2 separate regions of the Homo sapiens genome follow, and region 2 is linked to region 1. A link is an interaction called in ENCODE POLR2A ChIA-PET data of the cell type or tissue named here. Cell type or tissue: B cell. All regions are shown on one strand. Each heading gives the region's core, and the rest is flanking DNA. Links, peaks and the distances in the headings are about the cores only.

Region 1 (4,419 bases), core at 233-4,232:
CCAACAGACACATGAAAAAATGCTCATCATCACTGGCCATCAGAGAAATGCAAATCAAAACCACAATGAGATACCATCTCACACCAGTTAGAATGGCAATCATTAAAAAGTCAGGAAACAACAGGTGCTGGAGAGGATGTGGAGAAATAGGAACACTTTTACACTGTTGGTGGGACTGTGAACTAGTTCAACCATTGTGGAAGAGAGTGTGGCGATTCCTCAGGGATCTAGAACTAGAAATACCATTTGACCCAGATATACCCAAAGGATTATAAATCATTCTGCTATAAAGTCACATGCACACATATGTTTATTGCGGCACTATTCACAATAGCAAAGACTTGGAACCAACCCACGTGTCCATCAATGATAGACTGGATTAAGAAAATGTGGCACATATACACCATGGAATACTATGCAGCCATAAAAAATGACGAGTTCATGTCCTTTGTAGGGACATGGATGAAGCTGGAAACCACCATTTTCAGCAAACTATCACAAGAACAAAAAACCAAACACTGCATATTCTCACTCATAGGCGGGAATTGAACAATGAGAACACTTGGACACAGGAAGGAGAACATCACACACCGGGGCCTGTCATGGGGTGGGGGGAAGGGGGAGGGATAGCATTAGGAGATGTACCTAATGTAAATGACGAGTTAATGGGTGCAGCTCACCAACATGGCACATGTATACATATGTAACAAACCTGCACATTGTGCACATGTACCCTAGAACTTAAAGTATAATTTAAAAGAAGAAAGAAAAGAAGACATTTAAAATAATATAATATGGTAACATTGGAAATTAGACTCTACCTGTCAATGGTTTGCCGTTGGTGCTGTCTGTTGTCTTTATTGTTGCTGCTTTTTATTTGCTTAGTCACTTTTCTGGACAAATTCTGTAAAGTGTTTGACTCCTGAAGTTTCTGCTCATTTAGCTTAGTAGTCAACTAATGATTGAATAGTTAAACACCCTTACCCAAAAGCATCCCAGCCTTTGCTGAAGGCCTATGTGTGTGACAGAAAATACCTTAAATGTTCAGGCTGGTAGTTTATAAATCACCTTAGCCTTCATGTTCTGCTTGTTCAGAGCTTGGAGTTTTGCCAAAGATTTTAAGGCCTTTTCAGGCCTTTCCGGAGTTTTCACACAGCCCTGTAACATAGAAATATGTGTCTGGAGTCCTACAAATATGTTGGAGCTTTCTAGTGCCCTCTATGGATGTCTTCTTCCCCAGTTTTTTCTTTAAAAATTTTTTTGATCAGCTTCTTGTTTATTCCAGTTATAACTCCTGCCTCAGGCAGCTGCAATATTAAACAATTGCCACTGATTATTTTCAATTAATGTCCACAGGAAAGGGCTATTCTTACAAGCTCTGATCAGGTCAAATAAAGACCAACTAAGAATTGGGGTTTTTAGGGAACTACCAGGCAGGAAAAATAATGGCAATTCCCTGAAAATGGAGCTTTTAATGAACTTCACACTCTTTCTTCCCTTTCCAGCAGCTGCTAGGCAGCTAGTTTTCACTGTGATTCTGAAGCTACTGGTTTTCAAGCCTACCATGTGTTGGAGAGAGAGGGATATGAATAGGACAAGTTAAAATGCCATAAAGCCTGCTAGTCTTACTGAGATTCAAAGTTTTTCTTGAATAATCACTCATTAGATTGTGAAAGCCCCTTAAAAAGTTCTGAATATATTGATTTTGACAAATTTTGCCTGTGTTCTTATTGCTTTTTTTGAGGAGTAGGTTTTCTGAAATCCTTCAGAAATAACAAATTGTTATTTTTAGCCACTAAGTTTTGTAGTGGTTTCTTACAAAGCAAAAGATAATAAAAACATTTTTTCTCTTCATTTTCTACTTAGGATGATAGTCATGCAGTCACCAGTCCATCTGTTGTTAAGACTGAAAGCTCTTTGAAAGCAAGCACAGCATTTAACATACTTTGTATCACTCACAAAGCCTAAGTGCAGTCCCAACAGGGCACTTTATCTGTTGAATGAGTGAGTGATCCAGCAAATGAAAGACAGAGATGTACTGAATTTTGATATGATACTTTGATGTTTAATAAACAAAAACTAAATAGAGGTCGGGTGTGGTGGCTCACACCAGTAATTCCAGCACTTTGGGAGGCCGAGGCGGGCAGATCACTTGAGGTCAGGAGTTTGAGACCTGCCTGGCCAACATAGTGAAACCCCATTTCTACTAAAAATACAAAAATTAGTCAGGCATGGTGGCACGCGCCTGTAATCCCAGCTACTCAGTTGGCTGAGGCAGGAGAATTGTTTGAACCCAGGAGGTGAAGGTTGCAGTGAGCCGAGATTGCACCACTGCATTCCAGCCTGGGTGACAGAGTAAGACTCCATATCAAAAAAAAAAAAAAAAAAAAACCTAAATAGAATTATTTTTCGATAATTTATAATCTAGTTCAAAAGCTGAAAATATTTTTGCATCTCATGAGTAGTTTCTGCTGTGACAAAAAAATAAGAGTATTATCAATATTTATATATAACAATTATATTTTAAAATATACATTGAAATAAATTTAGCTATATTTAAGGAATAATTGATTTTAATCTAAGTTTATAATGAATGAAAATCTTTATAATTACTATATTTCCCTTTCAGAAATTTATATTGTGCTTTCAAGACCAAATATGATTTTGCTTGCCAAGATTATGCTATTTGAAGAAAAACTTCTGCATTTTAAAAATAAAATATTAAAAAAAAATCTACTCTTACAAACTATGCTTGTTGTTTATACCACACAAGCACAAACACTTAACGTGACACAGAATAGTTTCTCTGGGTCTTGCCAAAATTTCTGTTATAAAAGAGGCCATATTGGGTTACCAGAGAGATATAATGACAGCTTGCTATGTCTAAGATATCCATGCTTGAATATTTTGAATGGAGTGTAATTTCCTATAAGAAATCCTATCCATTGCTTATTCAGTGATACTCCCAGTAAGAAAAATATCGCTGATCCTTACTTGCTAAGTTCATTCATATAAATATATATACGAATCTACATACGAATATATATACGAATCTACATACGAATATACATATACGAATCTACATACGAATATACATATACGAATCTACATACGAATATACATATACGAATCTACATACGAATATATACGAATCTACATACGAATATATACGAATCTACATACGAATATATACGAATCTACATACGAATATATACGAATCTATATACGAATATATACGAATCTATATACGTATACGAATCTATATACATATACGAATCTATGTGCGAATATATATGAATATATACGAATATATATATGAATATATATGAATATACATGAATATATATGAATATACATATGAATATATATGAATATATATGAATATATATGAATATATGAATATATATGATATATATGATATATGATATATATGATATATATGATATATATGATATATGATATATATGATATATGATATATATGATATATATGATATATATGATATATATGATTATGATATATGATATATATAGATATATGATATATGATTATATGATATATGATATATGATATATATGATATATGATATATGATATATATGATATATGATATGATATATGACATATATGGATATATAATACATATGGATATATTATATATGAATATATGTGATATATATATGAATATATGTGATACGTATATGAATATATACGTGATACATATGTGATATATATGTGATACATATGTGATATATATGTATATGAATATATGATATGTCTATGAATATATATGATATGTCTATGAATATATATGATATGTCTATGAATATATATGATATATATGAATATATATATGAATATATATGATATATATATGAATATATATATGAATATACATATGAATATACATATGAATATATATATGAATATACATATGAATATACATATGAATATATAGATGAATATATATATATGACTAGAAATTCTCAATGGGATGTTTCCTGCCTTCCCTCCATTTTATACATGTTGTATGTAGTTCAATGTCATAAATAAAAATTTTATCCACATAAATTAATACTAACCTACATTTGAAGAGCCTAGACTCAGTGAAATTTAAGTGTAATTTATCCTTTTTTTAAATTGTCTACTTTTCTACACATTAATTAAGGTCATCTAGATATTCATGGGCCTATGAGGGCACAAGTATATCAGATTAACAAAATGTTCAATATAAAATCAATATTTTCAAAATATGGCTAACTAAACATCATACAGTCAAACTAAAGTTGGTCGAAGTGCTCCAGGCATGTCAAGGGAAAATTGCTGCCTGGGAGTCCACTTCACACTGGCCTCTGAGGGAGGGAGCCAGCTCTAGATGTAATCTGGAGTATCTCTGAAGCCTTGTAATTCATATATCTTG
Region 2 (4,419 bases), core at 261-4,260, 110 kb after region 1:
TAGGGGGCTGCTGCCTGCTCCCCTTGCCAAACATGGAAATAAAGAAAAATATTGAATTCCTTTAAGGGAACTTCCAGACACCTGGTTAGCCCTAAGAAGTAAATGAGCAACTTGATAAGCAAGAAGGCAAGAGTAGCTTAAAACTATAGCCAAGGGAATTAGAGTTCTGAGATGTTTGGTTTCCTTGTAACTGCTCAACGGATTCACCTTGCCCACTGCTTAGACAGAGACGATTTATGAAGAGAGGGGAACTGCAAGGCAGAACGACTAAGTCACACAGAGCCATCTGTGCAGGAGACTGGAGTTTTATTATTACTCAAATCAAATATCCTTGAGCATTTGAGGATCAGAGTTTTTAAAGATAATTTGGCAGGTAGGGGCTTGAGAAGTGGGGAGTGCTGATTGGTCAGGTTGGAGATGGAACCATAGGGGGTCGAAGTTGACTTTTTCTTGCTGTTTTCTGTTCATCTGGGTGAGATGGTAGAACTGGTTGAGCCAGATTACTGGTCTGGGTGGTGTCTGCTGATCCATCCAGTGCAGATTCTGCAAAATATCTCAAGCACTGATCTTAGGTTTGCAATAGTGATGTTATCCCCAGCAACTTGGAGCCAGAGGCTGCATGCCCCTAAACTGTAATTTCTAATCTTGTAGCTAATTTGTTAGTCCTGCAAAGGCAGACTGGTACCCAGGCAAGGAAGGGGTCTTTTCAGGAAAGGTCTATTATCAATTTTGTTTCAGAATCAAGCCATGAACTGAATTCCTTCTCAAAATTAGTTTGGCCTATCCTCAGGAATGAAGAAGGACAGCTTAAAGATTAGGAGCCAGATGGAATCAGTTAGGTGTGATTTCTGTCACTGTCATAATTTCCTCAGTTATAATTTTGCAAAGGCGGTTTCACCCTGTAGAAACTAAAGAGAACATCAGAATATATGTCCCTGAGTTGTTTCTTAGAAGCTGGTACCCCCACCAAATGGATTCCCTGGCATGTAGACCTCAAATAAGAGGTAATTGAGGACTGAACTCTTGCTTTAAATTTCTTCCTGAGGGGCATGGAGGAAGTCACGCCCACAGGCCAGACTTAATATTTCTTTCTTCTGATCCCAAATTTTTAAACAAAGCTTCTCTTCTTTAACCAATTGCAAGTCAGAAAATCTTTGAAATCCAGTTATGACCTGGAAGCACCCTGCCCCACCTGACTCTGCTTCCACCTTTGTAGGCCAAACCAATGTATCACCTCTATGTGTTGATTTATAGTTTTGCCTATAACTTCTGCTTTCCTGAAATTTACCTCTGCCTTTAAACACCCTTGCTTGCAAGCCATCTGGAAGTTTGGGTCTTACATTTCAGCTGCCCAATTATCCTTGCTTGGTACCCTACTAATAAAGGCCCTCCTTTCTCCTGCTGCAAAGCAACCTCGGTATGAATATTTGGCCTTACTGCACTGGGCAATGGGACCCCTGTTTGGTTTAGTAACATAAGAGTGGCCCACGCCTTTTCTACGTTTCTTAGAAATGAGTTCAAATCTGAGTCACTTCTGCAGAAATCACCATTGACCTTATCCTCTCTATTTAACTTTTTCATTATTCCACCCCTTTTTAGTCAAGCTTCCTGAAAGAATATTTTACATTCATGACCTCCGTTTTCCTAATTCTCCTTCATTCCTCTAAGCCAGTGCAACTTGTCTGCTTCCTATCCACTCCAGTGGAATTATTCTAGAAAATTCGTTAATGACCCCCCCACTCATGTTGCCATACTCGGTGGGCACTTGCTAGTCCTCTCACTATATTTGGTATTGACAGCTACTCATTAGTTTTAAAAAGTATCTTCTCTCTTTGTTTATATGATGTATTCTGATTATTAGTTCTAACCACTCTTTTCCTTTTATTCTCTCCTTAAAGTTTGCTGTTTTTTTAGGGTTGTCTATTTAGCTGACTATTATTCTCACTTCTACCAATTTTTCCTGGGAATTTTTTGCATTTTCATTGCTTCAGCTTTTACTTGAGTATAGATGACTCATACCTCTGTGGCAGGTCCCTTGGCTGAGTTTCCCGCCTATACATTCTATGAACTAGAGCTATCCGTGTTCCTCAGGCACCTCAAATCCAAGGTACCAAATAAAATCTACTACCTTGTTTCCTTCACTCTAAGGTGACATTGACTGTAAGATGCACCATCATTTTATAAATGATGAAGAACAAAATATACCAGTTATAGTGGTAAGATCCCATCAATTTAAAGGTGAGTCCTAACATCAGAGATGTTAAAATGTAAAGGAGAAAAGTGCATCTTAGAATCTATGAAATACAGTTTATTTCTGTCATTCCTCACCCTTAATCTTCTCTTCTTCGTATGTTCCCTGTCTTCATTAGTGGCATCATCATTCTCCACATCTCTCAATTTACAATTCTGAAAAGCATCTCTAATGTTAACTCGGCTTGGCTATAATAATCAACTATTCAAATGCTATGTGTTGCCGTGAAGGTATTTTGTAGACATGATAAATATCTACAATCAGTTGACTAAGTACAGTTGACCCCTGAATAAGTTAGGGGTTAGGGATGCTGAATCCCCATGCACTTGAAAATCTGCCTATAACTTTTGACTCTCCAAAAACTTAACTAGTAATAGCCTTCTATTGACTGGAATCCTTACCAATAACATAAATAGTTGATTAACATATATTTTGCATGTTGTATTTATTATATATTGCATTCTTCCAATAATGAAAACTAGAGAAAAGAAAATATTATTAAGAAAATTATGGTTGGGCATGGTGGCTCATGCCTGTAATCCCAGCACTTTGGGAGGCCGAGGTGGGCGGATAACCTGAGGTCAGGAGTTCGGGACCAGGCTGGCCAACATGGAGAAACCCCGTCTCTATTAAAAATACAAAAATTAGCCAGGCGTAGTGGAAGGTGCCTGTAATCCCAGCTACTCAGAAGGCTGAGGCAGAAGAATCGCTTGAACCCGGGAAGCAGAGGTTGCAGTTAGCCGAGGTTGTGCCACTGCACTCCAGCCTGGGTGACAGAGTGAGACTTTGTCTCAAAACAAAAAAATAAATAAATAAAAAAGAAAATAAAGTCATAAGGAAGAGAAAATATATTTACTATTAATTAAATGAAAATGGATTGTCAAAAAGGTCTTCATCCTAACTGTCATCATGTTGAGTGGGCTGAAGAGGAGAGAAAGGAGGGGTTGGTCTTGCTGTCTCAGGGTTGGTAGAGGCAGGAGAAAATCTGCACATAAGTAGAATTGCACAGTTCAAATCTGTGTTGTTCAAGGGCCAACTGTAAATAAAATTATTCTCAATGATCCCGTGGGTCAGAGTCAATCAATTGAAGGGACTTATGGCAGATTGCAATTTCCCTCAGAAAGAAGAAATTTTACCAATGACTGTCAGTGTCAGCTCCTGCCTGAGAGTTTCCAGTCTGCTCTTCCTGATGCCCTCCTCTATTAATTTCTAACTTGCCTAAGGAGCCCCCACAATTGCACAAGTCAATTCTTTGCTCGCTTTCTCTCTCACACGCATGTGCTCTCTCTCTCTCTCCTACTGGTTTAGTTTATTTGATGGAACCCTGACAGTATTCTACCTCCTTCCTCTTTCTTTCATTCTCCATACCTGGACAGCATGTCTTGAAAATTAATCTTATTGCCATCTCATAAATGTATCTTCTTTCATATCGATAACCTTGGTTTAGCTTTCATCATCTCTTGTCTTGATTGTAGCTGAAATGAACCCTTACTTCATTTTCCCACTTCCTATTCAGCATTCAGTTTATCTTAAAGAGACAGTTATAAAATGCAAGTCTGATTATTTCTCTTCTCTGCTTAAAACACTTCACTGGCTCTTATTGTCTACAGGATGAAGCCTAAGTTTCTTAGTGGAGCACATACATCCCTTTGTGATCTAGTATCTAAGTGGCCAATTGCTGCCACTTGAGTTACTGATCACTCAAGTAATACTTAACATGGTATTTCAGACTCCTGTGCCTTTGCACTTGTTGTTGCCTTAATGAGATGTTTGCTTACTCTTCTCCTAGTCTGTTTGATAAACTCTTTTTCTTCCTTTAAAACCTAATGGGTGAATATAGTTAACAAAAATGTAGTGTATATTTTCAAAAAGCCAGAAGAAAGGATTTTGAATGTTCACAACACAAAGAAATGATAAATGTTTGAGGTGATGAATATGCTAACTACCCTGATTTGATCATTACACATTGCATACATGTATCAAAATATCACTCTGTATCCCATAAATAAGTACAAGTAATACATGTCAAGTAAAAATGTTTTTAAGATGAAAAAATAAACACAAACAAAAAACGCTACCATGATGATACTTCCTTCTAAAAGCTTTTCTTAACTCATGAATATATTTCATATTTGATACGGTTTGGCTGTGTCCCTACCCAAATCTCA

Evidence for each region. ChIA-PET counts read pairs that join two places held together with the same protein. Peaks named below come from ENCODE experiments on the same cell type or tissue, not always from the same donor. Only the 100,000 strongest peaks of a DNase experiment are listed, where the experiment ranks them.
Region 2: POLR2A ChIA-PET joins it to region 1 with 8 read pairs; 2 of 35 experiments call an interaction of 5 or more read pairs at or near these places.

The regions. Positions count from the first base shown.
Region 1 is chr6:69,920,450-69,924,868 of GRCh38, reverse strand. All of the region lies in intron 4 of COL19A1 (collagen type XIX alpha 1 chain), which reads right to left. Among named protein-coding and RNA genes, the nearest start is that of COL19A1, 56 kb to the right of the region's middle. In B cell, for the core only: no CTCF peak of the experiment used is centred there; no DNase peak of the experiment used is centred there; H3K27ac peaks cover 695 bases.
Region 2 is chr6:69,809,031-69,813,449 of GRCh38, reverse strand. No RefSeq gene overlaps it. Among named protein-coding and RNA genes, the nearest start is that of LMBRD1, 14 kb to the right of the region's middle. In B cell, for the core only: no CTCF peak of the experiment used is centred there; no DNase peak of the experiment used is centred there; H3K4me3 peaks cover 124 bases; H3K27ac peaks cover 1,873 bases.